2 separate regions of the Homo sapiens genome follow, and region 2 is linked to region 1. A link is a loop called in an ENCODE intact Hi-C map of the cell type or tissue named here. Cell type or tissue: right lobe of liver. All regions are shown on one strand. Links, peaks and the distances in the headings refer to the core of each region. The heading gives the core; the rest is flanking DNA.

Evidence for each region. Peaks named below come from ENCODE experiments on the same cell type or tissue, not always from the same donor. Only the 100,000 strongest peaks of a DNase experiment are listed, where the experiment ranks them.
Region 2: it touches region 1 in a loop (3-fold over the local background); 1 of 110 quality-filtered maps calls a loop at or near these places.

Annotation. Positions count from the first base shown.
Region 1 is chr6:43,393,521-43,409,003 of GRCh38, reverse strand. LOC105375065 (a long non-coding RNA gene) reads right to left here. Exons shown (of 6, transcript XR_007059585.1): 2 at 11,278-11,467; 3 at 5,954-6,063; 4 at 2,751-2,861. Among named protein-coding and RNA genes, the nearest start is that of ABCC10, 26 kb to the left of the region's middle. In right lobe of liver, for the core only: no CTCF peak of the experiment used is centred there; no DNase peak of the experiment used is centred there.
Region 2 is chr6:43,483,790-43,499,272 of GRCh38, reverse strand. It overlaps TJAP1 (tight junction associated protein 1), which reads right to left. Exons shown (of 11, transcript NM_001350562.2): 3 at 1,296-1,392; 4 at 173-295. The coding sequence starts at 271. Among named protein-coding and RNA genes, the nearest start is that of TJAP1, 14 kb to the right of the region's middle. RefSeq lists a silencer at 2,395-2,444 and enhancers at 8,442-9,036, 9,037-9,630. In right lobe of liver, for the core only: no CTCF peak of the experiment used is centred there; a DNase peak (open chromatin) is centred at 8,532; H3K27ac peaks cover 1,023 bases.

The DNA.
Region 1 (15,483 bases), core at 5,264-7,763:
GTCACCCAAACTGGAGTGCAGTGGTGCAATCACGGCTCACTTGCAGCCTTGACCTCCTGGGCTCAAAGTGATCCTCCTACCTCAGTCTCCCAAGTAGCTAGGACCACAGGTGTATGCCATCATGCCTGGCTAAATTTTTTTTTTTTTTTTTTTTTTGGTAGAGATGGCATCTCCCTATGTTTCCCAGGCTGGTCTTGAACCTCTGTGCTCAGGTGATCCTCCCAGCCTCCCCAAGTGCTGGGATTGCAGGGATGAGCCACCACACCCGGTTAATTTTTGTATTTTGTAGAGATGGGGTTTCACCATGTTGCCCAGGTTTGTCTTGAATTCCTGGACTCAAGTGATCTGCCCGCCCCGGCTTCCCAAGGTGCTGAGTTTACAGGTGTGAGCCACCATGCCCCGCACTGAAGGATCTATTTCTAAGGTGGCTCAGTCACATGCTGGGTAAGTGAGTGTTGGTTGTTAGTGGAAAGTCTTAGTTCTCTTCTATATGAGCCTCTCCATAAGGGCTGCTTGAGTGTCTTTATGACATGGTGGTTAGGTTACTCAATAGTAAGCAATCCAAGACAGCAAGGTGAGGGCTGAAATGCCCTTTATGTTCTAGCCTGAGAAGTCACACATTAATGACACAGACTAGCTGTGATTCAGTGAGGTAGGGGACAACTCAAAGGTGTGAATATCCAGAGGCAAGGACATTGGAAACCATCGTGGAGACTGGCTACCACAGCTGGTCAATAGCAGAACTGAATAGATGCAATTCGACACAGTCTGGCTCCAGAGTTAGGAAGCATGAACACCCTCTTATACTGGCTTAGTATGGTAAGATTTGGGCTGCCTGGGAAATGTGACTTCTGTAAAGTAGAAGAAGGGCAACTGAGGAAGGGTAGGTGGCATTTCTATTTTAGGAAAATAGAACAATTTTGAGAAAGGAGCACATGGAAACTGAGTATTTGGTTACTTATTTTCTTAAAAATATCCAGGCTGGGCCGGGCACGGTGGCTCACGCCTGTAATCCCAGCACTTTGGGAGGCCAAGGTAGGTGGATCACAAGGTCAGGAGTTCAAGACCAGCCTGGCCAACATGGTAAAGCCCCGTCTTTACTAAAAAAATACAAAAATTAGTCAGGCATGGTGGTGCGCACCTGTAGTCCCAGCTACTTGGGAGGCTGAGGCAGGAGAATTGCTTGAACCTGGGAGGTGGAGGTTGCAGTGAGCCAAGATCATGCCACTGCACTCCAGCCTGGGCAACAAAGAAAGATTCCGTCTAAAAAAAAAAAAAAAATCCAGGCTGTAAACTTCTTGGAAAGTTGCCTTATACCTCAGCCTGCTGTCCTGAATGACTGTTCCACATCTTCTCCAACCTCCTACACCTTCTGCCCTTCTCCTTCTCTACTGATGACATGGCTTCCTAACCTTCAGAGAAGATTCAGGCACATCTACCCACTGATAGTATCTATGCTTACACATTCTCCCTGCCCTCCTTGAACAGTCTGTGCTCCCAAGGTCAACTCTTTGACTTGGCTACTAGATCTCTTCTCTCAACTACTCAAGGACATTAGGCTTGGCAGCCATTCATCCCTTTATCTGAAATTTGTCTCTCTCTCGGCTCATTCCCATCAGCATATATGTCAGGCTATACTATCTTCCATCTTTTTTTTTTTTTGAGACAGGGTCTTACTTTGTCACCCAGGCTGGAGTGCAGTGGCATGATCTCGGCTCACGGAAGCCTCAACCTCCCAAGTTCAAGCGATCCTCCCAATTTAGCCTCCTGAGTAGCCGGGACTACAGGTGCACACCACCAAGCCTGGCTAACTTTTGTATTTTTTTGTAGAGATGGGGTTTCTCCATGCCCAGGCTGGTCTTGAACTCCTGGGCTCAAGGGATCCGCCTGCCTTGGCCTCCCAAAGTGCTAAGATTATAGGTGTGAGCCACCGCACCCGACCTTGTCTTCCATTTTAAAAGTAAAACAAAAGCAAAAAACTTTCTCAATGCCCTTCCCCCTTCAGCTACTGTCCCAAGTCTCTGCTTCTCTTTAGAGCAAAAAAAAAAAATTTTTTTTTGAGATGGAGTCGCTCTGTTGCCCAGGCTGGAGTGCAGTGGTACAATCTTGGCTCACTGCAACCTCTGCCTCTTGGGTTCAAGCGATTCTCCTGCCTCAGTCTCCTGGTAGCTGGGATTACAGGCATGCACCACCATGCCTGGCTAATTTTTGTATTTTTAGTAGAGACGGGGTTTCACCATGTTGACTAGGCTGGTCTCAAACTCCTGACCTCAGGTGATATGCCCGCCTCGGCCTCCCAAAGTGCTGGGATTACAGGCATGAGCCACAGCGCCCGGCCTACAGCAAAACTTATGGAAAGAATGGTCAGTTATCTGTCTCCACTTTCTCTTCTCTCATTATCTGTGAGCACATTTTAATTAGGCTTTTGCCCACATCGCTCTGCTGAAACTGCTCTTTTCAAAGTAGTCAGTGACTTTCATATTAAATTAAACGGTCATTTCTCAGGCCTTACTCTTCACTTATCATTGTATTGGTTATCTGTTGCTATGTAACAATTACCCTCAAATTTAGTGACTCGAAACAAGAAGCAATTATCTCATAGTTTCTATGGGTCAGAAATCCAGGAATAGCTTAGCTATGTGATTCTGGATTAGGTTCTCTTATGAAGTTTCATTCAAGGTGTTGGCAGGGGTTGTAGTCATGTCAAGTCTTAGAAGGTTGGAGGATCCACTTCCAATATACTCACTCACATGTCTGGCAAATTAGTGTTTGTTTTTGATAGTAGGCCTTAGTTCTTCACCATGTAGACCTCTTCATAAGGTTGCTTGAGCATCCTCACAATATGGCAACTGGCTTCTCCTCTGGGAGAAGGGATTTCAAAGAGAACAAAGCAGAAGTTGAAATATCTTTTATGATCTGGTCTCATAAGTTGCACTCCATTATTTTCGGAATATCTTACTGGTTACACAAGTTAGTCTGATTCAAAGTAGAAAGAGATTACATGGGGACATGTGTACCATGAAGCAAGAGTCATTGGGGGGCCATCTTGGAGGCTAACAGAGTGATTATATGACTCAGTTAATTGCTCCCTTCCCCCTCTCTTTCCTCAATACTCCATCATTCTTGATATAATTTTATTTCTTGACTTTCTGGATACCACATATTCTTGGTTCTCTTCCTACCTCATTGGTTGCTTCTCAGTTTTCTTTCTCTTTATCCTCTCAACCTCAAAGTGTTAGAGCCTCTTAGGGTTCATTTCCCATCTGTAATGGATGCTGTTGTCCTACTTAGATCTCCTTTACAGGGCTAGTTGTACCCATTCCTCAGCTCCTGTGAGTGTTGGCTACTAATGGGTCATCATTTCCTTCTCCTCTGGAGAATTGCTCTCCACAAAGTGGATCTGCTTTGCCTGAGAGATTAACTACTGCTCTCCACTGCCCCGCAGACCTGTCATTGACTAATGACTAATGACTAATGACTAATGACTAAACGAGGTCAAGTAAAAAAGGCCAATTCCTTGCCTTGGTAGAACCAGCTTTGTGGAATAATTCATGCTCCAGAGTTCTCACAGGATCAAACTAAAGACCATATCTTTGCCTAGCTCTTTCTCCTGTCCTATTCTGTTTCCCTCACTCGTTTTCTCCTGACAGCACTCCCTCAAAGATCACATACACTCGAATCCCTATCTCAGTTCTGCTTCTAGGGATTCTGATCTAAGACACCAACCCACTTTTTTTCTGTTTATACTCATTCCCTAGGCTTCCACTGCTCTTCAAACATACCAAGGGTCTGTGCCACCTCAGAATCTTTCTCTCTGCCTGTCACCCACATCCCCAGATATCTGCATGGTTCAATTCCTCACTTCCTTCAGGTCTCTGCCCAAAGTTCACTTTATCAGAGAGGTCTTCCCTGTCCGCCTTATATAAATAGATGTATATCTCCATCTATCACTCTCTAACCCCCTATCAGATTAATTTTTTCAAAATGCATATTACCATTTGAGACATCATCTATCTACTTTTTATTTGTTTAGTGTCTGTCCCCTCCTCCGCTAGGCTATAAGTTCCATGAGAGCAGGGATTTTATTATTTTTGCTCATTGTCATTTTCCCAGTGCATAGAACAGTGCCTGACACATAGTAATTACTCAATAAATTATTTGTTGAATGAATGAATAAATGGACTCATTAATAGGGGAAACTGGGCCAACCTATAAAAAGCTTCCTTGTTCCCACCTATTCTCCCAACAGCCCTGCAGTGGGAAACTGGGCAAGCTCATAGCAGCAGCTAGAAATACCACTTTTGAAAAATAACAACAATATCTGTACCTAATTGAGTGCCTATTATGTGTCCAATACTGTTCTTGGCACTTTCACACATTAGCTCTAATCTTTAGAACTACCCTGCAAACTGGGTATAGAGCATGGTGGTTAACCAACCAAACTTTGGAGACAACGATTAAAATCTTGCCTCTGCTACTCTGTAACTATGTGATCTTGGGCAAGTTTTTGAGCTTGAAGAGTCCTAAATGTGGTTAATAATAGATCCCACCTCCAAGTGGCCAGCTCCTGGTACTATCACAATGTGTCCATGTTTGTCTCCTCCACCAGAGCAAAGTTCCTGAAAGTAATAACAGAGTCTCTTTCACAGAGTGGGTGGGAAGATTAAATGAGACAACGTATTCAAAAGATCTAGCAAATTGCCTGGAATATATTAGTTGCTTAATAACTCTTACTATTATTATTATACCATTTTTCAGATGAAAAAACACCAGTGATGTGGCTGGACTCCAGGGTGAATGGCCATGTCAGACCCCAGAGATGCTGCATCCTTAACCTTATTCTCCCAGCCTCAAAGATTCCCTAGGCATGGCAGGCTATGAAGCAGAGACACGAATCAAGGTGATGAGGGCTGGGGCATTAAATGGTAACCTGGATGGACAGTAGACTAGGAGGCTCCTCTAATGCCATATCACTGCAGGAGTCGCAGAACGTTGGCACAATTCAGGGAAGTCCCCCTAAGTTGAATTGACAGCCATTTTGATGGGATAGAGACTAAAGGTTGAAGTTAATTTGATTTCCAGAATATGAAGAAATTAGATGTTTTGGGCATGTATAAGTTTATGAACTGAGATTCAAACTCACAATATCAATAGTACAAAGCACTGTGTAATAAAGCCAAGCAATCAGCGCAATGGCTTTTCCTGGAATTCAGAGGAGAGAGATCATTGAGAGCAATCAAGAAAGGTTTCCTGGAGGATGGGACCTGGAACAATAATAGTACTACTAATAACTATTTATGGAGGGCTTGATTCTTTATATATTATTGATATGGTTTGGCTGTATCCCCACCCAAATCTCATCTTGTAGTTTCCATAATCCCCACCTGTCGTGGGAGGGACCCAGTGGGAGGTAATTGAATCGTGGGGGTAGTTACCTCCATGCTGTTCTCATGATAGTGAGTTCTCACGAGATATGATGGTTTTAAAAGGGGCTTTTCCCTTTTCACTCATTCTTCTTCTCCCTGCTGCCATGTGAAGAAGGACACGTTTGCTTCCCTTTCTGCCATGATAGTAAGTTTCCTGAGACCTCCCCAGCCATGCTGAATTGAGTCAATTAAACCTCTTTCCTTTATAAATTACCCAGTCTCGTGTATGTATTCACAGCAGCAAAAAATGGACTAATACAATTACTTCTTTTAAAGTATTCACAATAAACTAGCAATATATGTAAATGTTATCATCTCCATTTCACAGATAAGGAAACTGAAGCTCAGAGAGTGTAAGTAACTTTCTCATTATCATAAAGCTAATAAGTAGTTTGAGTCAGGATTTGAACCTAGGTCTATCTCTGGTCCTATGGAAACATGCCCATGGCCCATCCCTTTCCACACTTGAGTGCCTGTCTTGAAGGATCAAGCTGAAACTCAGCTCCCTCCCCTTGACAGTGACATACCCAGCAATCCCAAGTGGATTCCCACAGCACTTTGATACCACCTCCAAGTGGCCACTTCCTGGAACTCTCACAATGTGTCCATGTTTGTTTCCTCCACCAGAGCAAAGTTTCTGAAAAATCAGAGACATGTCTTATTCGTCTCTATCCTCATCAATTTTGCAGTACTTGGCACTCAGTAGGCATCAAAATATTGAAAAAAATTGATGAAGGAAAAAATAAATATTAAATACTGTGATACCAAAAAGCATCTTTTTGGGGTTTTTTAAAAGTATGCCTTGAGTTTCTCATGATTTTAAACATATATTTGATATGACTTTTTTTTTCTTTTTTGAGACAGAGTTGCCCTCTGTTGCCCAGGCTGGAGTGCAGTGGCGCTATCTCGGCTCACTGCAACCTCCGCCTCCCAGGTTCAAGTGATTCTTCTGCCTCAGCCTCCCCAAGCAGCTGGAATTACAGGTGCCTGCCACTAGGCCCAGCTCATTTTTTGTATTTTTAGTAGAGACAGGGTTTCACCATGTTGTCCAGGCTGGTCTCGAACTCCTGACCTCAAATGATCTGCCCGCTTTGGCCTCCCAAAATGCTGGTATTACAGGTGTGAGCCACCGCACCCCGCCCGATATGACATTTTAATTTCTTTCATGATTCGTGGTATTGTTGGAGAGACATCATTTATAGATATAAGAGGGACTATAAATAAACATATGAAAATGAAAAAGTATGAGATAGTAAATGATAATGCACTAACTTGCATGGATTCTTTAATAATGCAATACAAGTTTAGAAAATATAGAGATTGGTGTGATTTTAGGTGGTATAGGGAAAGAGAACTGAGGACAGCTTTCTGAAATGCTGTATTTGCTAGTTCTCAGTTGCAAGCAACGGAAATAGATTCTGAATAATTTAAGCTACAGAGCAGTTCACAGAAACACTGGGAAACCTGGAGAACCAGGCTCAGAGCCTAAACAGATATAACCACAGCCAAAACTACTCCAAAAGATAGTGTTTGGTGAAGAGTCTGCTGTCCACTATATGCCACATCTCACATCACTGACACCATCAGGCCAGGGACCTGAGCTTGGCACTGCTGCTAGAGCTGCATGAAAATTGGAAGTTGCTGTCACCAGGAACACCCTTCCCTTAACTCTGCTTATTTTCGTTAGTAACTCCAGAGTCAAGGCTAGGATAGCTGCATCTGACTGGCCCAGCCTAGGACAGTGCCAGCTCTGGCCGCAAAGGAGGCTGGGAAAGCACGGATCTGGTGTTTTCAGCATCTCTAGTGATAAGTAGGATCTGCTTCATATAAGATTCTTGGGGTCTTTTTTGTTTGTTTGTGTTTTTGAGACAGAGTCTCGATCTGTCACCCAGGCTGGAGTGCAGTGGTGTGATCTTGGCTCATTGCAATCTCTGCCTCCTGGGTTCAAGTGACTTTCGTGTCTCAGCCTCAGCCTCCTAAACACTTGGGATTACAGGCGCGTGTTACCCCGCCCGGCTAATTTTTTGTATTTTTAGTAGAGATGGGGTTTCACCATGTTGGCCCATCTGGTCTTGAACTCCTGGCCTTAAGTGATCCCCCCACCTAGGTATCCCAAAGTGCTGGGATTACAGGCGTGAGCCACCGTGCCTGGCCTATATACAATTCTTTTTGTCTTTTTCTTTTCTTTTTTTTTTTTTTTTTTTGAGACGGAGTTTCACTCTTGTTGCCCAGGCTGGAGTGCAATGGCATGATCTCGGCTCACTGCAACCTCTGCCTCCTGGGTTCAAGCGATTCTCCTGCCTCAGCCTCCCGGAAGTAGCTGGGATTACAGGCACCCGCCACCATGAGCAGCTAATGTTTTGTATATTTAGTAGAGACAGGGTTTCGCCATGTTGGCCAGGCTTGTCTCAAACTCCTGACCTCAGGTGATCCACATGCCTCGGTCTCCCAAAGTGCTGGGGTTACAGGCGTGAGCCACCACGCCTGGCCTATAAGATTCTTAAAGTGGGAAATTCTCATGGGCTGAGCAGCCTCCACCCCTATCTCCCAAAAAAGAAATGTCTACTGCAGTTGGCCAAATCTAGAGGGCAGGAAAAGGAAGAGGGATGGTTAGACAAGAGATCAAGGAGTGGCCCAGGGCAGTGGAAAGAGCCTTGAGGAAGCCTGGGAGGAGTTTTTGAGGAGGGAAAGGTAAGGTGCTAAGTGCTTTGGAGGGTTCTAGGGAGAGTGGAAGTATTTGGATAGAAAGTGGTGTTCTGTGACCTCACCAAGAGCAATTTTACTCAAGTGTGGAGGTAGAAGCCAATCATAGGAAATTATAGAGAAAACTAAAGTAAAAACATAGAGGAATCTCTCAAAAATATTGGGGACATTTGCCCCTATTAATCATCACGAAGACACAATCCAATGTCATCAATTCATCACTCATTCCATGACATGATTTGGCTGTGTTTCCACCTGTGTAGGGAAGGGAAGTAGAAAGTTGCCAGAATATGCCAGGTGCAGTGGTGCATGCCTATAATCTCAGCACTTTAGGAGGCTGAGGTGAGAGGACTGCTTGAGTCCAGGAGGTTGAGGCTGCAGTGAGCCATGATCAGACCACTGCACTCTGGCCTGGGCAATAGAAAGAAAGAAGAAAGGAAGAAGTGTGAGAAACGAACTCACCCATCCAAACCCAAAGAATGGACTCAGAGACCCAGAGAACAGTGAAAGTGAGACTTTTGATGACAGTCTTGCAAGATTGGGTGTCTGATAGGCAGGTACACCCAGCACAGTTTCAACAAGCAATTTATCCCCTCATGCACAGGTCCCTCTCCCAGTTCCTCATAGGCTGAGTACTATGTGGTCACAGTCTTCCCAGATGTTGCCTATTGATTGTTGGGTAGGGGCTTTAGGTGTTTTTTTGGCGGGGGGCGGGGGTTGTCTTGTGCATTTTATTGCAGCCCACAATGTGTTGCAATCCTAGTTAGCTCAAGGGCTCTTTAAGTATTTGACTTATGACCTAAGTAGCTGGACAGACTGATAAAAACAGACAAAGTAAGCTATTTTGCAGACTAGTAAATTTTTATCTTAAACTTCTTTGGTTCAGGTGAAGACAACTAAGGCAGGTGGGGAGGCTGACAAGCAGGCATTGGCTATCCAAGCAGGGGCCTAGTATATCCTGTTTCTTCTGTAGTTTGCTCACCTAAGCCAATTCAAGGCATTTTGTCTTGGAAATGGACCAGTGTATGCATTATTTCCTTCAATTCCCTCCTCTTTTTCTTTTTACTCCTATTGGTCCCATTTTCACATTTATGTTTGTGTCCTTTGGTTCTTAAATTTATTAGGTACTCCTCTAGGGACTCCTATTGAGTTAATACAAGTGCTGGGGTTAAAATAATTTGTTAGATCTCTCCAACTTCAGTGGCCACGTGGATTCTCGGGAATCTTATGGAATGCCAGGGTGAAGGGAATGGCCACTTGAACTAAAGCACAAGTTCCAGTCCAATTGGACAATAACAAGTTAGAGAGGTTTCTCTTCCCATAGTACCACCAGACATCAGCCTGGGGTATACGAAATGCTGAGTAGTTGCCTTTATTTGACTCACCAGTAATGTTTAGGATGTGGGTACAAGCTGAGAGTTTTCCCACAGGCTTACTGAACTCTGCCCCCTGCCTAGAGAGGCAAGAGGAGTGGTTCATATTCCCTTTGGAGAACAAGGGGATTGCTCTAGGGTCTGATCTCTGTAAGGCGGGAAAGAGCAATGATAGACTTTTGTAAGTCTTATTTCCCCATGCATTCGTGTCCTGGTATAGAGCCAACATGCAACACATTCCGTCGGGATTGGTATCCCATCCTAGGGAAATGGAACCACCTGTGCCTGAGGCTGCCCAGCACAGCATGCGTAACAGTTGGTCTTATTAAGAGCTAGTACTGGCCAGGTGCGGTGGTTCACGCCTGTAATCTTAGCACTTTGGGAGGCTGAGGCAGGTGGATTGCCTGATTCAGCAGTTTGAGACCAGCATGGGCAACATGGTGAAACCCCATCTCTACTAAAATACAGAAAAAAAAAAAATTAACCGGGCGTGGCATTGTGCGAGTAGCTGAGTAGTCCCAGCTACTCAGGAGGCTGAGGCAGGAGAATTGCTTGAACCCAGGAGGTGGAGGTTGCAGTGAGCTGAGATCGTGCCACTGCACTCCAGCCTGGCAACAGAGCGAGACTCCATCTCAAAAAAAAAAAAAAAAAAAGGAGCTAGTACCAAAAATTTGACCCATTCAACAGGCATTTACATCCCCATATTCAGTCTCAATTTCTAAAGTCTGCCTCAAGTCAGTTACCTTAATTATTTTTATTCTCTTAGAGTTATTGTCTGGTGGATTAAAGGAGGTAGTGGGAGGCCGGGTGTGGTGGCTTGCGCCTGTAATCGCAGCCCTTTGGAGGCCGAGGCGGGCGGATCACGAGGTCAGGAGATAAACCATCCTGGCTAACACTGTGAAACCCCGTCTCTACTAAAAATACAAAAAAAAAAATTAGCCAGCTGTGGTGGCGGGCACCTGTAGTCCCAGCTACTTGGGAGGCTGAGGCAGGAGAATGGCTTGAACCCGGGAGGCAGAGCTTGCAGTGAGCCGAGATCGCGCCACTGCACTACAGCCTGGGGGACACAGTGAGATTCCGTCTCAAAAAAAAAAAAAAAAAAGGAGGTAGCGGGACCAGGAGTTATAGTAATCCTGGGTGGGCTCGGGGTGGAGTTGGTGACTAGCCTAAGAGCAAACCGTTCCACCAGATTGCTTCCTGAGATATCTGTTCCTAATACCTACCTCCAAGGTTCCCGGTCAAGAGTAGCTGGGTTGTTTATCGTAATTAATATAGGATTGCATTCTAAATTTCTACAGTTAGGTGGCGTAGGGCCCTTAAACAAATGTATTTTATTCTATAAGGGTTTGTTTTTGGAAGAATGACTCACCCAACTTTGATATTGAGTGGTCCACCAGACCTGATTCCAGCTAGCACAGGGCTTTTCTGAGAGGGCCCAATAACAGTCTGTTTTAGGACATAGATCTTTGTCTGCTTGTGACAACTGTCTGTGGTTCCCTAAATTCCCACAAGGTAAGACTTGGCAGGTATTAAATTTTATAGTTTGGGGCAGGGTGGAGGTCTTGGTTATGTTGACTATTAGTTTGGATATTCCCTACTTTCCACCCCTAGTACTGGGCCCTATTCAATACTTAGGTCTTCTTTCACCCCTTGTATTAGGATTAATCCTAACCATATCCACCCCCAAGGACGGAGCCTGCTTATAGCTTCCTTTTAGGTTTTCCTTAGAGTTAGCTTTAAGGGTTCCTTAGGTGATCTATACACTTCCCATTCACCTTTTTCCCTTCCTTCTGGGGTTTCTTTTACCAGTCTCTTGACCCGAGTGTGAGTGTCCACCCCGTTCAGCTGTTCCTACGGCTGTCTCAGTGATCACGAGCACTTGATAGGAACCTTCCCAGCTTGGGTGGAGATTGTCTTCCTTCCAAGTCTTAATTAGCACCAAGTCGCCAGGCTGGAAGTGGTGACCTGTGAATTCAAGAGGCAGGGTTTGAGTTAGAAGTCTTTTTAACCTAAGGGATGACAGGGTGGAGGATATGGCCGGTATGTAATTTCTTTTTTTTTTTTTTTAAGACAGAGTCTCGCTCTGTTGCCCAGGCTGGAGTGCAGTGGAGCGATCTCGGCTCACTGCAAGCTCTGCCTCCTGGGTTCATGCCATTCTCCTGCCTCAGCCTCCCGAGTAGCTGGGCCTACAGGCACCTGCCACCATGCCTGGCTAATTTTTTTTTTTTTTTTGTATTTTTAGTAGAGATGGGGTTTCACCGTGTTAGCCAGGATGGTCTTGATCTCCTGACCTCATGATCTGCCCGCCTCAACCTCCCAAAGTGCTGGGATTACAGGCTATAATTTCTTAAAAATTGGTCTTTGGTTTCCATAGTAGGAAGGTCAGTAGTTCTGCCTAAATACAGGAATGCTTTGTAATGGCCTTAACCCAGGAGGTCTTCCTCCAGTACTCTGTTTTCTAACTACCTTTTTGTTTATTTTTTGGCAGGTTACACAACCCCCACACACTTGTTTAGCAAGGGTATAAATCCCTATACACCCATAATTTTTGAGTATTGCATCACACATGGCCTGGGGACCCCAGTGACTTCCCTTATGCAGTATGGACATTAGTTGTCTCATAAGGGGTTTGTTTATCATTTCTCTCCCATTACAGAGCACCCACCTTCCATCCTCAGTATGAGTGGCTCCTATCTTGCCCAGTTCTTCCTCCTCCTCTTTAGAAAATTGGGGTCTTAATACCACCTTAGGGATATCTGGGATTGGGCTAAACAGTCTAACTTCTTCCTCCAGGAGACTTGATTAGCAGCTTCACCGGCAAGCCTGTTCCCTACAGCTTCTATAGTGTTTCCTTTCTGATGGCCACTTACATCAACTACGGCTACCTCTGCGGGAAGCAGGAGGCTTTTTAAAACTTGTTTGACCAGTTCCCCATGTACCAGTTCGTTCCCCCCGTGCTATTTATTAGGCCGTGCTTTGTCCAGATTTTTTTCAGAAGTGTGTATTACTCCACAGGCATATTTGGAATTAGTATATAGTGCCTTCTTGGCCTTCTAGGAGCTTTAGGGCCTGGTTAAGAGCATATAATTCACAGGTTTGGGTTGACCAGTTATTGGGTAATCTACCTTTTTCACATAGGATTGTTTGTTTCCATTAATGACAGCATAGCCGTCGTGTCTTTTACCATCTATCACTCGGGATGACCCATCCACAAACAGCCTTATTCCATCATGTAGTGGAGTTTCTTTAAGGTCTGATCTAACTTTAGTTTGATATTCTATGATAGCTAAACAGTTACAGTCTGATGGCTTCTTATTATCCTCTCCTTTCCATGAAAAACTGGCTGGAGTTAGGTTAGGCACCTCCCCAAGGCCCGTTGACCCCAGAGGAACTTGGGGAGGCAAAGGCCTGACCAGCTGGCCTCCCAGGGTGCCTTTGGCCAGGCCCTGCTGGGTCTGGCTCTGGGCCAAGAGCTGCCAGCCTGTGGTGCCTTCCCTGATGGGCACACTCATTAGCAAAGGCATCCCTGGCTCTGGCCTCCCTTCCTCTTTCTTTGCTTCGAAGGCACCATCCATCTTCCTGGCAGGCCGAGAGCTGCACTGTTTTTATTTGATGCCACCCCTGCTGATGACCCAGCAACTGCAAAGGGTCTCTGGTTTGTCCCGCTCTGGGAGGGGGCTTTTTCTCCTCCTCAGCTGCAAGAATCCTCCCCTGGCCCAGCCTGGCTCTGGGAAACAGAACTTTCTTTCTTTCTTTTCTTTTTTTTTTTTTTTGAGACGGAGTCTAGCTTTGTTGCCAGGCTGGAGTGCAGTGGCGCGATCTTGACTCACTGCAACCTCCGCCTCCCGGGTTCAAGTGATTCTCCTGCCTCAGCCTCCCGAGTAGCTGGGATTACAGGCACGTGCCGCCCCATCCAGCTAATTTTTGTATTTTTAGTAAAGACGTGGTTTCACCATGTTGGCCAGGCTGGTCTCCTGACCTCAAGTGATCCGCCCACCTCGGCCTCCCAAAGTGCTGGGATTACAGGCATGAGCCACCACACCCAGCCGGAAACAGAACTTTCATACATCCCACCTCAAAGCATCTTGTCCGACTTCTCCCCAGCACGAGCTCTCTCTACTTCAGGGACTGCAAACTGGCATCCTCTCTCGCCTGTATTGGGTTTTTAAGTTTTTTGAACTGATCCCCAGCATTTAAAAATCATATTTCATGTAAAAAGTCAGAATTCTGGCCTCTGAGAAAGCAGACAATTTGGCAACACAGGGCCAGCACTGTAAGAACAGCCGAGCACTGCGGCCCCTTTAACACGGTGTGCCCTCTTCAGTTAGCCACAGTCCCCACCCAGCCCTGCAGCCCTCCTTCTCATCTTTTGCTGGCCCTGTAGTCCTTTGAGTTTACAACCCTAGTTCTGATCTTCCTTATGTAGCCTGCCAGCCCTTCTGCAGACTTACTGGCAGCTGCCCCTGGTGGACTTACAGCCTCTCAGTAAAACAACAACAAAACCTTAATGGTCATCTCATCCATTTACCCTTCCATAACCTGAATCCTCTCTACCACCTCCTGACAAACAGCCATCTGGTTTTTTTTTTTTTTTTTTAGATGGAGTCTTGTTCTGTCACCAGGCTGGAGTGGAGTGCAGTGGCGACTTCTTGGCTCACTGCAACCTCCGCCTCCCGGGTTCAAGCAATTCTCCTGCCTCAGCCTCCCAAGTAGCTGAGACTACAGGCATGTGCCACCACGCCCAGCTAATTTTTGTATTTTTAGTAAAGACGAGGTTTCACCACGTTGGCCAAGATGGTCTCAGTCTCTTGATCTCGTGATCTGCCAGCCTCGGCCTCCCAAAGTGCTGGGATTGCAGGCATGAGCCACCGTGCCTGGCCTGCCATCTGGTCTTTGTTGTAGGCAACCCATTACTCCTCAAGCAACCTGATCCTAAGCTCTCCTTCACATCCGTTTCTCACTTGCATCGCCCAGTTCCTGAGCTCTGTCCTTCCTTAGTGGCCGCACTGTAACCTTTCCCTGCACCTCCTTGCTGCTTGAGCCTCTAGAACCTTCCCCCAGCCCAGCCAACTTCTCGGCATCCTCTCACTTCTTCTTGTACTCTTTCTTCCTTTTACATTATTTTTCTCCCAAGTCTCACCTTCTGTGTCTCTCTTTGATCTCTGGCTTTTCCAGTCTTTCTCTCTCTCTCTTACTCATTTTTCTTTTTCTTTTTTTTTTTTTTTTTGAGATGGAGTCTCGCTCTGTCGCCCAAGCTGGAGTGCAGTGGCGTGATCTCAGCTCACTGCAAACTCCGCCTCCCAGGTTCATGCCGTTCTCCTGCCTCAGCTTCCCAAGTAGCTGGGACAACAGGTGCCCGCCACCGTACCTGGCTAATTTTTTTGTATTTTTAGTAGAGACGGGGTTTCACCGTGTTAGCCAGGATGGTCTCGATCTCCTGACCTCGTGATCCGCCCGTCTCGGCCTCCCAAAATGCTGGGATTACAGGCGTGAGCCACCGCGCCCAGCCCCTTACTCATTTTTCTTCTTCTGTCTCTCTCTCTGTCATCCCGTTTCCTTTCTCCCTCATACTCAGTTTCTTCCTCTTTCTCTCTCTGGGCACGAGCTGAGCCGTGCTGTACCCTGGCTCCCCACTTTCTGTCTGCAAAGATGAACAGCTCTGGCTCTCTTCTTTTTCTCTGGGCACCAGTGCACCTGCACAGTGTCTTACACTGTCTACCCTGTCTCAGCTGCTTAGTCCAATGGCTCCCACACACACAGATGCATGGCCAGCTCTCCCTTGCCTTCAGGGTCAGCAGCTTAACTTTCTCTCTCTCTCTCTCTCTCTCTGGCCCTCCATATTTGCCGTTTCCTCCCCTTTCTCTTTCTGATTTTCTTTCTTACTTGTTCTCTTTCTCTGTAGCAGGACGAGCCGCAGACAAAACTCCTCAGACACCGAGTTAAAAAGGAAGGAGTTTATTCGGCCGGGAGCATCGTCAAGA
Region 2 (15,483 bases), core at 7,210-9,709, 88 kb before region 1:
CCTACATTACCCCCACCTGCACTACTGCGGCTAGGAGACCTCAGGCCTGCAACAGCAAGGCCCACTCTCACCCCAACTCAGGACCAGAAGCTCAGGCAGGAGAAGTCAGCCAGACACCCAGCCTCAGGGGCCTTGCCTCTGCCGGTCAGGCTGTGATACCAGTCTTGCTGACCTCCTGCTCAAGCCGGGATCCAGGAATTTCCAAACGCAGCTCCCGATGCTCTGGTGGTGCCTTACGGTAGGGTTTCTTAGCAGGGGCGGCACTAGTCATTCTGGGAGGTGACGGCTCCTCCGCCTGCTGAGAAGCAAGAAGGAGGCAGGCTCAGAGATGTGGCCAGAAGGACTCTGGACTGAGAAAAAACAAAGATGGTGAAAGGGGACATATGTTGAGGCCACCACATAGGCTGACAGGCCTGGGCCATTACTGGAGTCACTAGAGGGGCAGGACTTAGGTGTGTCAGTCCCCATAGGTCAAAGGAGTGCTGGAGGGTGGGGCATGGGTCCAACGGGGAACAGATGGGTGGGAAAGGCAGGGCCTAGGGCCTGAACACCTAGGTTCTAAGAGTGGGACAGGGAGCTTCAAAGCAGCCCACCACCCTCCTTACCACTCTCCTTTGTGGGCTCTGAAGGCCTCAGAAGGTAAAACTGCTCTCTATGCATTAGTTTTCTCAACTCTAAATTAGCGATAAAACAGCATCAATTTCTTTTTTTCTTTTCTTTTTTGAGACAGGGTCTTGCTCTGTTGCCCAGGCTGGAGTGTAGTGGCGCAATCTTGGCTCACTGCAGCCTCGACCTCCTGGGCTCAAGTAATCCTCCTGCCTCAGCCTTCTGTGTAGCTCGGACCACAAGCATGTGCCACTGCACCTGGCTATTTTTTGTACACAGCGTCTCACTTTGTTGCCCAGGCTCAAACTCTCAAGCTCAAGCAATCCCTCTGTCTTGGCCTTCCAAAGTGCTGGGATTATAGGTGTGAGCTACTGATTCCAGTTAAGAATAGCACCAATTCATAGGGTTGTTGGGAAGATGATGTAAAACACTTAGGAAATGTTGAATAAATGTTAGTTTAAAAAAAATCATAACCAAAAATGTGAGTTTGGGGATACAATCCAGGATCCCCAGTGGGAGTCTCAAGGCCCAAGAGAGCTCTCTGGCCTCAGCCACTGATGACCAAACCCCTGTGGCCTCCACCACTCTTTTCACCAGCCCCCGCCGAGAGAGAACACTTGGCTGCCCCCTCACCTGCCCCTCCCCAGAAGAGAGCCAGGCTGAGGGCACAGGCCTCATCAGGGACATACCGTCTGTTTGTCGGCAGCTCTCTCTGTTCCGCTGTCCGGGAGTTAGCCCTCGGCTCTCCGCATCCCACGGCCCCTCCACTTCCTTTAGCCACAGCTCCTGAAACCAGAGAAGGGAAGAAAGTGGAAACCAGGTGTCAGCCGCCTGTCTGTCAGTGCTACAGGCCTGCTGCCCAGTCTGGGACCTGGAAGGCCCCCCAGGGAGAACCACGGCAGGAAGGCCATGAAACAGAGGGCCTGAGGGGAAAGCGGCTGGAGGCAGATGACTGGAAGCACTGGGTTCCTGCCTTTCTCCATGACAGTACTGTCACAGGCCCAGATGAGATACATGTGTCTGTGTGTTCATGGTCTCAGCACATTGCCCAATTCTGGAATAGGTCCGGTTCCGTCCTGTCCCTACTCCACATCGGTCCTCATCTCCCAAGCCTCTCAGAGTTTGGAAACAACTAAGAGATTTGGGGAACATGGGTTACAAATGAGAACACCAGGAAAAAGCCTCACAGAGATCCAAGAAGATAGAGAAAATGATGGAAAGAGAGCACCTAGCATTTCCAGAAGGAGGCCCAAGGCTATTTGGTGTATAATGATGGTCACCGGCCTTTGCAATGAGGAGGCATAGGGCTAGGAGAAGAAATCTGAAAAGGGAGCAACACAGAGCAGTAGCTCTCAACCAGGCAACTCTGTCCACCCTCCTTCCCCAGGGACGTCTGGCGCCCACTCTCCTTCCCCAGGGACGTCTGGCAAGTGTCTGGAGACATTTTTGGTTGTCGAAACCTGGAGGGAAGGAGTGCCACTGGCACCTAGTGGGTAGAAGCCGGGGATGCTTTGGTCATCCCACAACCATAGGGCAACTCCCACCACAAATGATTCCCAATAGAAAATATCCAGAGTGCCAAGGCTGAGGAACACTCGTGAAGAAAACCCCAGTCGGGGGAGTTGGAGACACCTGGGCTCCAGGCTCAGCACTGACACTGTGGGGCCCTGTGTAATGCCCTTCCTCACTGGATAGCTCAGTTCCTTATCTACACAGAGGTGGCTGGACTGAGTGACCTGTGAGAGCCCCTCCGGCCTCCTGAGGTTCAGAGATGGGTGCACACCCCTCCCTGGCCCCCACCTGTAATTAGCTGGGTTGCAGCACGGGGGCAGCAGCCACCAGTGATCAGGCAGTAACCTCAGGTGGCCTTCTGGGCAGAAAAAACAATCTCTTCCCGCCCCCATCAACCTAAACAGAGCTGGAGGTTGAGGGAAGCCTTGCGGGCTAAAGCATGTGTTCCCACTGTCGGGACATGCCCTGGCCATGACTCCTGTCACATTCCAACAGGGCCCGGGGCAGGGAGAATGGTGAGAGGGTAGGGAGGGTGGGGAAGCAGGAGTGGTCTCCCTCCTCTGTCTGGACAGCCTGGGCCCTGGTTTGGGGTTCGGTGGGGAGCTGAGGTGCGGCAGCACAGGCACGGCCGCCAGCCTCCTCCCCCTGACAGGAGGCAGAACGTGTCCCCACAGGGCACATGCAACATGCTGTGTCGGCTGACTCCCTGCACAGGAATCCGGGTGGGCGGGCCTGAAAGGACGGCACATTCCCGGGGTGTGGGGAGCAAACAAGTTACCCCAACAGGTTCCTTGGGGCTGCCCCTCCAGAGGAGCCCGGGGTGGGTGCTCCTATGGCCTGAGGGAGAGGCCTAGAAAGTCCTAAACCCACCTGGGTATGTGGATTCTGATACTCAGAGGGTAAATGTGTGGGGTGCGTGAGTTGGAAAACAGGGTATGGCCAGAGATGGAAGAGTGAGAGATGCGAGCAGTCAAGAGCTTCTACAAAGTAAAGGGGCAGCTCAGAGAGTTGGTCTCTGCCTTTCCCCTTCTCTACAGAGGGTCCAGGTCCCAGCTCCCTTCCCCCATGTGCTCCCCAGTCATCTCAGGAAGCCCTTTCTCTCTGCAGGCCCCTTTGTGTGCCCCTCCTCTATTCCTCTGTACTCCCTTGTCCCTATTCCTGGCAAGGCCTGTGCTGTCCTCTTGGTACCGAAACACCTGCATGAACGGCAGGCAGGCAGGGAGGACACAAACGCACTTGGGTGTCCAGCAATCCTGTAGGGAAGGCTGCTTCACTCCACACCCTGCAGCCCTGGCTCTAGTTGCCACACATCCTCTAGCTCCTCCTGCCTCACCCTGACCTCAAGCCCCACTCCCTGGCCCTACAGCATGTATTTATCCCCAGGGCTTCCATGGCCAGAGGCGATCTGGCTTGCTAGGCAAGGAGTATCCTGAGAAGGTAGCTGGCAGTGGGACAGGCAGTAAATGCAGACAGACTCTCTGGGGATGGGGGTGGTTGTGATGGGAGGTTATTCTCTCTGCCAGAGCCTATTCTTTCCACGCATGTCAGAGTTACAGGTATGGGAAACCACTCCCAACTAAGGAAGCAGAAGGCAATGCCCACTGGGAAGACAATCCACCAGGGGGCCCATGGTGTTCCTCAACACCAGGCTGCGAGGGAGATGTGTACCAACCACTTCCTGCCCTGTGTCCATAAACACAGGGTGTGCCCAACACCCAGGCCCTAGCTCCAACTTCTGAAATCTGCTGAGTGCCCCAGATCCAGCCCATTAGGGGCCCACAGTTCCAGCAATGAACAGGAATACAACGGGCCTGGCAGCCCACAGTCCTTGACTGGAGGCAAGGAAGGTGTGCAGGGAAAGTCCGGACAGACCCAAGGAGGACAGTGATGCATGGTGCAGTGGATAACAAAGAGAGAAGCATCGGGACACTTGGCCTGCAAGCTGGGAGAAGGTAAAGGGGTGAGGCAGATGGCATCAGAGTGGTCCCTCCAGGAAGACCCAGCTACCAGGTGCAGCCTCCCCTGGCCACATCTCCTTCACCCAAAGGTTTCCCAAGTTGCCTTGGAGTGTTTCAGCCCAAGGAGGACTCCCAATCCCATGTGGGGAAGAAAAGGTCCCTAAGGAGAGCAGCTGGACAGCTCAGAATGGGCCATGGCCCATGATGAGCAAGCGGCAGCCAAGGACAGCCTCTGGGGCCTCCTGGCCTCTGGATGCTGAGCTGGCTCCAGGGCACCTCCCAGAAAATGGTCTTCTGGAGGAAGATCAGGAAATCAACAGAGCTGGCCCAACATGGTGGCTCACGCCTGTAATCCCAGCACTGTGGGAGGCCAAGGCAGGCGGATCACTTGAGGTCAGGAGTTCGAGAGCTGCCTGGCCAACATGGTGAAACCCTGTCTCTACAAAAATTGAACCCAGGAGGTGGAGATTGCAGTGAGTCCAGATCGCGCCACTACACTCCAGCCTGGGAGACAGAGACTCCGTCTCAAAAAAAAAAAAAAAAAAAAAGGAAATCAACAAGGAAGAATCCCACTCCCACCCCCACCCCAAACTAAACCTAAGCCTTGAGGAACTGAGGGCAGATGACTCAGGATGTTGGACTACCAGATAACGTGCTGGGTCTGTTCTGTAAGAACAGCTATGCCCTGGGAGAAAGGTTGAGGCCTAGGTTAAAACCTCTCGCTGACCTAGCGTGGCCTGGGGCTTCTTGGGCTGGACCTGCAGGCAGTGTTGAGGGAGACACCCAGAGTAGCAGCAACCCTTCCCCATCCCATGAAGGTGAAGTGAGAAGGAAAAGGGACTCTCCTCAACCCTCCCTGCCCCTGCTGCATCCTACCCCATCCAACCCCAGCTTCTGCCATGCTCTGCATAGCATTCATTCTTTGCTTACTCAAAAATCAGTTCAAAGGAAAGACTCTACTTCATATCTGCTGGGGTGGAGAGAGGGGTGATAGCTTCCTAATTGCCATGTTGCAATTTGCCAGTCGGTGCAGGCCGCCTGTTGCCGCCTGCCCTGTATTAAATACCTTCTCCCTGATTACAGCCCATGGGGCATGATTAGCTGCCTTCAGAGAACAAAGTCTACTTTCATTAGAAATGGGACTCGGCACGCACAGCAGAGCTGCACTGTGAACCCTCTGAACAGCTGAGCAGAGTGTAGACAGAATAGGTGTAAGGCATGATCTGTACCAGAAGCTGGCTGAGCAGTGTCCTTTAATAAAAGGAAAAAAATTTGCCAAGCATCACTCTTTAACCAGGAGGTGGGACTTATACCTGCTCCCTTTTGTGGGTACGCATATTTGATCAGGGGCTTCCACCGTGGTGGAAGATTGCTGTTGCTAGAGACAGAGTGGTATGAGAGAGAAATCTCTTCAGAATCCTGCTGCTCCCCAATATACTATCTTACCGTTCCCAGCAAGCACCCATAGGAGCAACAGCAAAAAGTTTCCAGCCCAAGAGCCAAAGATGCCGTCCCACTTCCCTTCTGCCATCCTTTCCGGGGTTCTGCCTAAAGCTCAGGCAAAGTCAGAGATGCAGAAGAGGAAAGGAGGTTCAAGCATCCATCCTTCTCCCAGCTGAGGCTGAGGCCATCCCTTCAACACCAGCCCAGGAGAGGGAGACAGGAATCCAGACTGGATATGGTTCTTTGGCTTTTCCAACTTCAGCCTTCCCCACCAAACATCTCCAGCTCCCCACGTTCTGCACTACTACCTCACTCCACAACTCTCCTGATCCTGGAGCAGCTAGCTTGCCCTAGAGAGCAACTACCTCCCTACTCTCCACATCACCAATACCTACTTCAGGTAATTGTGGCCCCATCAGTTTATCTGGGTTCAGATAATTTCTGAACCTACTACGAAGCCTTTCTGCTCTCAGCTGTCAATGAATCAAGCAAGTGAGAGACCTTAAGGAGTCAATGAACACAACCTTCTGAATCAGGAAGGGCCCACACATTACCATGAAAATCATCCAAGCTCTTCTTCATAATTCAACCAAGCAAAGTCAAACGGAAGTTAGTAATCGCTACTGCTTTTAAAATGAAAGGAACACCCAGCCGTTTCAGAATACACCAGCTGTGTTGTATGCCACCTTAATTCCCTTGGAACCCAGCAGGGTATAAATAAATAATAATAAATACAAGCCCTTCCTAAAGCCCCTCATCAACCACTAAAACACAAATGTCTGATCACACAGGGACTGGGGCCTCCCCCTCAGGAACTGTCCTGAGCTGTAAGTGCTGGATGTGGAGTCTCTGAAGTCTGCAAGCCTGTGGGAAGCTGTGCCCCAGTGGGGGTCAGCTACACTCCCGCCACACAAGTCTGGCCGCTTCTCAAGCCTCTGAAATCCAGTCTCTGCCCCCAACTGATGTCTAAGGAACACAAATGGTCACCCTGCAAGCGTAAGCCCTGGAACCAGGTGACCTGGCCTTGGTCCTGGGGATTGCTCATGAAGATCCCCACTCCTTGCACCATTAATACAGCCCCTCTCCCACTGACTCCCCATGAATAGCAGTCCCCCAGAGCAGTGGGCTGATCCCACCAAAACTGGGTTCGGCCTCGCCCACATCGTCTCCGGGGTACCCCTCCTGCTTGCCACCAGCCCCCAGTTTCCGGCATGCAGCTGTTCCTGAGATACATGAGTAAAGCCTTCAGCAATCCCGGGCGCGTGGCAGGCAGGCAGCCAACAGCTCATAGGGTGGGGACTGGGCAGAGGTTCTGCTCTGGGCTGAAGACAAGGCTAGAAGATGTCAGTCTGTGCCCAGACCAGCCCTGCTGCCCCTCCAACAGCTATGCCCGCCACCCCTCTGGGCAAGTACAACCTCACCCTCTTGGGACAAGTTGCCTGCAGCCCTGACCTGGCCCCCTGCCTACTCTAAACCAAACAGATTGACAGGGTTTTGAAAGCCAAAAAGAGTGGGAATTATTCTGCCCCAAAGCAATCCTGAGGACTCAGAACAGTGCTGGTGACCTGTGAGAGCTCATCTGGCTCCCACATGAGCAAACACTTCCAAGTCTATCCACCTGGCCTCACATCCAGACAAACACTTCACAGGAACAAGGGGCTAAAGAGCCAGGCAAACCAACCCCTCCCTGCAAAAAAAGAGGGCAAGAAATCCCCAAGGTCATAGCCTGCATTTGACATTAGACCCCATGCCCTCTCCTAAGAAAGGCCAAAGTGAAGGACCGGCCCTCAACCAGGCCTCAACTCCAGGCCCTTTTGCTTTCCTGGTCAGAGCCAAGTCAAGAAAGCCTCCAGCTTGTTAACTCCCCATTTGGGGTCCCTAAACATCTCTGCATTACTGCTAGTCCCCATGAATAATATATAGTACTATAAATGTTTATTTGTACATAGTACACTCATATATAATACATTATAAGCTCAATCCACATGCATATAAATAGGTATTGTTTATTCCTTAATCAACTATCATACATTCACTATTATTAATCATATAATAAAATTCATTTCCACATGGATATTGATCAGTACTATAAATCCTTAATATTGCATAGTACATATATTCATTTATTGGACGTAGTGCATTTTCATCAAGATATTTCTCATCGGGCCAGGCACAGTGGCTCATACCTGTAATCCCAACACTTTGGGAGGCCAAGGCGGGCAGATCACCTGAGGTCGGGAGTTCGAGACCAGCCTGACTAACATGGAGAAACCCCGTCTCTACTAAAAATACAAAATGAGCCGGGCGTGGTGGCGCATGCCTGTAATCCCAGCTACTCGGGAGGCTGAGGTAAGAGAATCGCTTAAACCTGGGAGGCGGAGGTTGCAGAAAGCCGAGATCGTGCCATTGCACTCCAGCCTGGGCAACAAGAGCGAAACTCTGTCTCAAAAAAAACCCAAAAAAACAAACAGATATTTCTGGTCAACATGGATATCCCCCACCAACTTTGGTCTCTTAATCTATCAACCTCCGAGAAATCATCATCCCGCTCAGGAGTGCTATCCTCCTCGCTCCGGGCCCATAACACACCCTCTCCCATTTACAAGCTCCCACCCAGTGCTGGTAGGCTGCTGCCTTCTCTCACCCAGCCCAAGGGGAACAGAATCCACTTAGGCAGCCTTCTGTTCTCAAGCTCCCCCTGTCCAGCCTCCCTAGCACCACACTGCCTCCGGAAGCCGAAGCCACAGTCTATCTAGAGTGACCTGTGTGGAACACCAGGAAACAACAGGCAATCAACTTTCTCATGATCTCCAGACCCGCCTCTCCTTCCCAAGCCTGGAGGGAGAAGGGACTGCGTGGGAGCTTCTCCAAGCCAGGCTGCACGCACCCATCTCCCAGTCTGAGGCCAGGACTTTTTCTGAGCCCAGTGTGGAATCCGAAGCCAGGTCCTGCCCCCACTCTACTGAGGCACCCTTCCCAGCTTTTCATGGCTAAAGTCCACCAGAAACTCCGGATGTGAAAAGAGGTGGGGGGGACAAACTTCACCTCCCAGAGCAACGGTCACCAATGGGAGTGACATCTCACATGGGTCCCTGGTTTGGGGCCCCAGCATTCAGTTTAAGTAGCTTCACTTTTCTGCCCAGGGAATTCCCCAGAACCAGGTCAAGGTTTTCCTCTACCTCCCCAATCCTAAAGAGAACCTTGCAGCTGATCCTAACTTCTTATCCTAGGGTGAGAGTAACAGGGACACTATCCAACCTTCCCTTCTTGATAAAGGGAGGAAATGATCTGATCTAGGAGAAAAGTCCCTTCCCACTCTAGTTCATCTGTCTCTGAGGCATGAGAAGCAGCAGCAGCATGGTAATTGAGGGATCTTCTCAAACTCTGTGCTAAAAGCACAGATTCAACAGAAACTCGAACCAATTCTGTATGAAGGGAGAAGTGAAGAGCACGCTGCTGACTCGGGGAAGGGTGACGGTGGGGGGTGGTCAGTGGAGCCCAGCAGCAGGCTGGTGATGGGCAGGTGGCCGTGAAGGGGGCACATCCCCACCCACAGCAAAGGGAGACTGGGAAAATAGAGGGACGCAGTAGTAAGAACAAGAGAGCAGAGGAGATGGCGTGATATAAGCTAAGGAGGGAGGCAGCCAGGCTGCGGGGAAGGATGGAGGACAGAGGCCCTGCTGGTGGCACCCCAGGGCAGGTTAGCTGGCTGAGGTCAGACTCACAGGGTTAGTGTCTTCTCCCCAACCAGCCAGCTCTCCTGGTTAGTGCAGTTAGCGACAGACTCATGGCAGATGCCCTCCAGGCACTCCATATAAACAGACAGCTTGGTTTGTGAGCAGCCCAACTCCGGAGCTGCAGAGAGAAAGCAGAGGAATGGCAAGCTGCAGGATGCCCAAGGGGACACACTGCACACTGCACTCTCCTGATGGGAAGCATCGCAGACTTACCACCAGACCCTCAGGGGCTTTCTCCCATCCGGAAACCATGCCAGATGGAAGCCAAGCACTCCCCCTGCCAACCAGGGAGGCCAGCTTGCTGACCTCAGGCAAAAAGCCTCTCTGGTTGGTCAACAGAAAGAGAGGACGGCTGTTGGAGAAGGGGCTCAGCTCCTCTATCTCGCCTGTTCCCCAAACACTGCTGCCAGGCTGCACCAGGACTCTGAAAGCTAGGCTGTAAGAACAAAGCCACCCACAGCTGCAGCTGCAACCCATCCCGCACCAGTGCCAGCAGAGTCCATCCCACCACCTCCCACAGGCTCTGAGGGGCTGGGAGAGAAGCAGCCCAAGGATTAGAGGCTATGACAAGGGCTGCGTCGGAAAGCACAGTACAATGGGGCAGTGTGTGCCTGGCCTACAGCTGGGCCAGTCAACAGCACGGGCTGCACACTGCCGCCTGGCCAGGGGTGGCACTTCCCAGGGAACCAGCCCCAGAGGAGCAACAGGGACTATTCTCCCCTCTCAGAACAAGCAACACGAGCAACAGAGCAAGAAGCTCTCCCATCAACGGCAGAAACAACTCTTCCATGAAGCCTCCAGACCACCCTGGGGGAAGTGACACCTCTAGCTCACAGACTGCAAGGCAAATGAGGCAAAAGCAGTGGCATTCCAGAGACCCCACAAGATGTGTCCCCTGGGGCGGGAGGACAGGACTGCAACACATATATCCACACCCACTGATGCTTAGCAGAGGGTAAGATGTTGGCAGGGAAAAGACAAGAGAGGGGTCCTCTCTCCTGTTCTAGGAAGCCCTGCAGGCTCTCTGATGACTCAGGGCAAAAAGGGAAGAGTCACCACCCTGGCCACAGAGGTGGGCCTGGCCTTTTCCCAAGCCTAGGATCAAGATTCACGCAGACAGGAAACACTTCCAATAATTGCCTACACACTGGGCTCCCCATGTTGCTCTGACTACAGCCCAAGAGCTCAAATAGGCCAAGGCCTGACTATGAAGATGAGACAACTGTCTAGAAAAAAAAGACAACAACTCTTCCGACAGGCCCTGACCCCTGCTCTAGACTGAGCACAGCCACTGACAGGTGACCTTCAGAATCCTCACCCACAAGAAAACAAAAACACCAACTGGGTCTGGTGTGCTTTTAAAAGAGCAGCAAGTGACATGGCTAATTCAAGGTTTCAGAAATCAGGGACTCTCACTGCACTAATATAGGATTTGAGAAATCAGATAATTTTTCTCTTTTCCAAGGCAAAAATGAAATGAGTGAAGGGGAGAGACACAGGTGAGATGGGAGTGCCAATGCCCACATCGCTGTTATATCCATCCTGATTCCCACTCAAGGACACTCCTGCCAATTTCATCTCAGAATAAAAAAATGTCCCTCAGAGACAGCCAGGGTGCCTGCTGTGGCAAGACCCTCTAGTAAAACTTCTCCATCCCTCCCAGGGAGCCAGCCCCAGAGGAACTCACTCGACTGGGAAGGAGGCTGTAACCAGGCTCCTCAGCGGCTCCAACAGGGACCATTCCACTCCTTGGTCACTTAAGTCAACAAAGAAAGCTGAAGAAGAGTCTGTATTAATATTGAGTTTTGGTGAGGAATGTCTAGACGTATAAAAAAAGCTATTAGAGGCCAGGTGCAGTGGCTCATGCCTGTAATCCCAGCACTTTGGGAAGCTGAGGCAGGCGGATCACCTGAGGTCAGGAATTCAAGACCAGCCTGGCCAACATGGTGAAACCCCCGTCTCTACTAAAAATACAAAAAATTAGCTGGGCGTGTTGGCTGGCGCCTATAATCCCAGCTACTCGGGAGGCTGAGGCAGGAGAATCGCTTGAACCTGGGAGGTGGAGGTTGCAGTGAGCCGAGATGGCACCATTGCACTCCAGCCTGGGTGACAAGAGCGAAACTCCATCTCAAAAAAAAAAAAAAAACTACTAGAAGGGTACAAGATAAATGGCGAACAGTGGTTCCCTATCTTTGGGGAAACAAGTTAGGCAGGAACAATGGGAGAAGAAAGGGAGGATCTTCTTACTTTTTATTTTGTATACTTTTCTGTATGGTTAGCATTTTACACAAGGGATGTATGTTTATGGTGAAACCAACAGTTCCTAGGCAAACAGACAAAAACCCTGCATCTACACTGTGCTTTATCATCCCAGAAGCTCTTTCCCTTCCATGATATTTCCTTTGATGCTTATGGTCCAGTGAGGCACAAAGAATAGGGAGCTCTCCCATTGTGAGGGTCAGAAAGCACAAGTGATTTGCCCAAGACCACAAGCAGAAGTGGGACATAACCCAGTTCCCCTGTCTCCAATACCAGTGCAAAGCCTGGAAAGCTCTTTTCCAGGAAGCCACAGGAATACCAGGACAATTCTGCCCTAATATCAAGACCCTCAAAGACTTCTGAGATTCAGTTCCCTACTTGGGCTACCTGTGAAGGTATAAAGAGGCCAACCACCGCTTGGTACCCAAAATGATAAGCAGAGTTTTATCCTATTGGTTAGCTGAGTAGAAGTCCAGGGTTTTGGGGTCTAGGATGGCTTCTCCGTAGGCGGATCCTCCTCTCAAGGGATGGTATTGAGTTCCCCACCACAGCACAGAAGCTTCTCACAAAGAGGGGCCATGTCCTTTATAAATTCTAAATGTCACCTAGCACACAATTGGCACAAGATAGTAACTAACAAAGAAGAGGTCCCACCCTTCTACTCAGGACCAGTCAAGGAGACTTAGTCCCCTTGAAGCCTAAGATATCCAACACAATCCAGTCTGGCTGGCTCACTCAACCCCCTCTCTGCTTAACATAAAACGCAGTTTATTACTTCCCGCAAGTTGCCATCTGCAAAGATATGCCACAACGCAATGCACATTCTCACACCCAGGGACAAGGGAGAGAACCCAGGGAAAACTCCTTCAGTCCATTTTTAGCTATTGGTTTCATCCTTTTGATTTATCTGGGCATTAACAAGGTTGTATTAAGCTCTGGCTGTGAGCACTGAGTACGCCTAGATGGGACTAGAGATAGGACCAGAAAAGCAAGCAGGTTACAGTGGGCAATAGAAAGGGCAGCATAGAGAATTACAAAGGAGCAGCCAGCAGCCAAAGACCTTTCTAGGGATGCTAATTAGGCAAAAAAAAATAGCTACTGGAGCCGGGCATGGTGGCTAACACCTGTAATCCCAGCACTTTGGGAGGCTGAGGCCGGTGGATCACCTGAGGTCAGGAGTTTGAGACCAGCCTGACCAACAAGGTGAAACCCCATCTCTACTAAAAACACAAAAATTAGCCGGGCATGGTGGCAGGCACCTGTAGTCCCAGCTACTCGGGAGGCTGGGACAGGAGAATTGCTTAAACCCAGGAGGCAGAGGTTGCAGTGAGCAGGGATCGCGCCGCTGCACTCCCAACTGGGCGACAGAGCAAGACTCCATCTCAAAAAAAAAAAAAAAAAAAGCTACTGGAAAGCTACTGGTACGTACTCACCTCCTCCTTTAACCCCCTTTCTGATTGCTTAGGGATGTGTTATTAGAACATAAACCGTCTGGCCGAGCATGGTGGTTCACGTCTGTAATCCCTGCACTTTGGGAGACCGAGGTGGGCGGATCACCTGAGGTCAGGAGTTCCAGACTAGCCTGGCCAAAATGGCGAAACCCCGTCTCTACTAAAAATACAAAAGTTAGCTGCGCGTGGTGGCACATGCCTGTAGTCCCAGCTACTCGGGAGGCTGAGCATTGCTTGAACCCAGGAGGCGGAGGTTGCAGTGAGCCAAGATCGCGCCACTGCACTCCACCCTGAGCAACAGAGCAAGACTCTGTCTCAAAAAAAGAAAAAAAAAAAAAACATAAAAAGGCTAAAAGGGAGACAGCTGAAGCCAAGCACCTGGAAGATGATTTAACCACATGAATGCAATCCTGGAAAATAATTAGTAATGCTATTGTTAACACTATCACCTTTTGTTTATGCAGGACCTTCCTTCCTGAGGGTGCAAAAGGTTTTGCCAGATAGATTCCATCTTCTTTAATCCCACTGAGGAAGGACTGAGTTGGGTCACACAGTAACCAACATTGCTCAGCACTTACTCTATAGTGCCTAAATGCTTGGCCTTCAGTAAAAAAGCTTGCCCCTAAGAAGCTTCAGAGACAGAAGATCTTACTCCTAGTGGGAGAGAGACAGGTTAACAGTCACTTCCAGTACAGTGTGGTTGAGTGCTTTGAGAGCACAGAGGAGAGGTACCTAGCTGGGACAAGGGTTTAAGGACCAGACAAGGCTGCCATCCAGAGAACTCAGACATATCTTCCTCATCTGATTGTAAACTCGCACTGGAGTATCCCTGGCATTATACACTTAATTCTGGAAAGAAATTCATTTGGTGTTTGTTAGCAATTGGGGCTCTAAGGACTACCCCCATCAACTACACTAGAAACAAAAAAGCAAAGAATGGATCATGATGCAGCTATCAGCCCCACTTGTGGGAAGCATCCAAGTTAAGCCTGTTCTGTGGCACAGGAAGACCATTAAAGCCCTAAGAAAAGTGGGGCCAAGAAGTCTGGCTTCCTCAATGCCTGGATGTGTTCCATCAGATTCACCCATTTTTCAATCCATAAAATATGGGGAAACATGGATATTGAAACTCTCCATCCAGTCATCCACTGTGAGCAGCTTTCTGTCTATCCCCAGCCTTAATTACATTACGAATCCACCACCACCAACCTCACCAGAACTGGAGAAGGCCAGCATATCACGATCATCAAAGGAGTCATCACAAAACAAGAGATGGGGAGGCTGGGCGTGGTGGCTCACGCCTGTAATCCTGGCACTTTGGGAGGCCCAGGTGGGTGGATCACCTGAGGCCAGGAGTTCAAGACCAGCCTGGCCAACTTGGTAAAACCCCGCCTCCACTAAAAATACAAAAAAATTAGCCAGGCACAGTGGCAGGCACCTGTAATCCCAGCTACTCAGGAGGCCGAGGCAGGAGAATTGCCTGAACCCGGGAGGTGGAGGTTGCAGTGAGCTGAGATCGTGCCACTGCACTCCAGCCTGGATGACAGAGCAAGACTCCGTCTTGGGAAAAACAAACAAACAGAGATGGGGAGAAACACCAACAATCTCTGCACAGGCTGCTCATTGATGATGCTCCTAATCTCACCTTTTTTACTGCTTCCTCACAAGAAAGGAGACTCCGTTTTACTCCCACCTCAAAATGCTCCTGGCTACCAGGCAGAAATCAAAAGGCTTATTTTAGATTTAATAGAACAAAGCCTTTTCCTATTTGCAGAGCTCCAAAATGGGAAATTTATTCATTCAACAAATATTTACCAAGTGTCCTTTATTTATTTATATATTTTTTTGAGATGAAGTCTCGCTCTTGTGCCCCAGGATGGAGTACAGTGGCATGATCTCAGCTCACTGTAACCTCCACCTCCCGGGTTCAAGCGATTCTCCTGCCTCAGCCTCCTGAGTAGCTGGGATTACAGGTGCCTGCCACCATGCCCGGCTAATTTTTGTATTTTTGGTAGAGACAGGGCTTCACCATGTTGGCCAGGCTGGTCTCGAACTCCTGACCTCAGGTGATCCACCCACCTCAGCCTCCCAAAGTGCTGGGATTGACAGGCATGAGCCACCGTGCCCAGCCCCAAGTGTCTTTTATATGCCAGGCACCATGCTATATGCTATGAACTCATTACTCCTGCAAAAAAGATGTCACCCATATTTTATTTTTTTTTTTGTTTTTAATTTTTTTAGAGATTGGGTCTGGCTCTGTCACCCATTCTGGAGTGCAATGGTGCAATCATAGCTCACTGCAGCCTCAAACTCCTGGGTTCAAGTTATCCTCCCACCTCAGCCTCCTCCTGAGGGTTAGGACCACAGGCACAAGCCACCATACCCAGCTAAGTTTTGAATGTCTTTTGTAGAGACAAAGTCTCATTATGTTGCTCAGTCAGTCTGGCTTCAAACTCTTGGCCTCAAGTGATCCTCCTGCCTCAGCCTTCCAAAGTGCTGGGATTTCAGGAGTGAGCT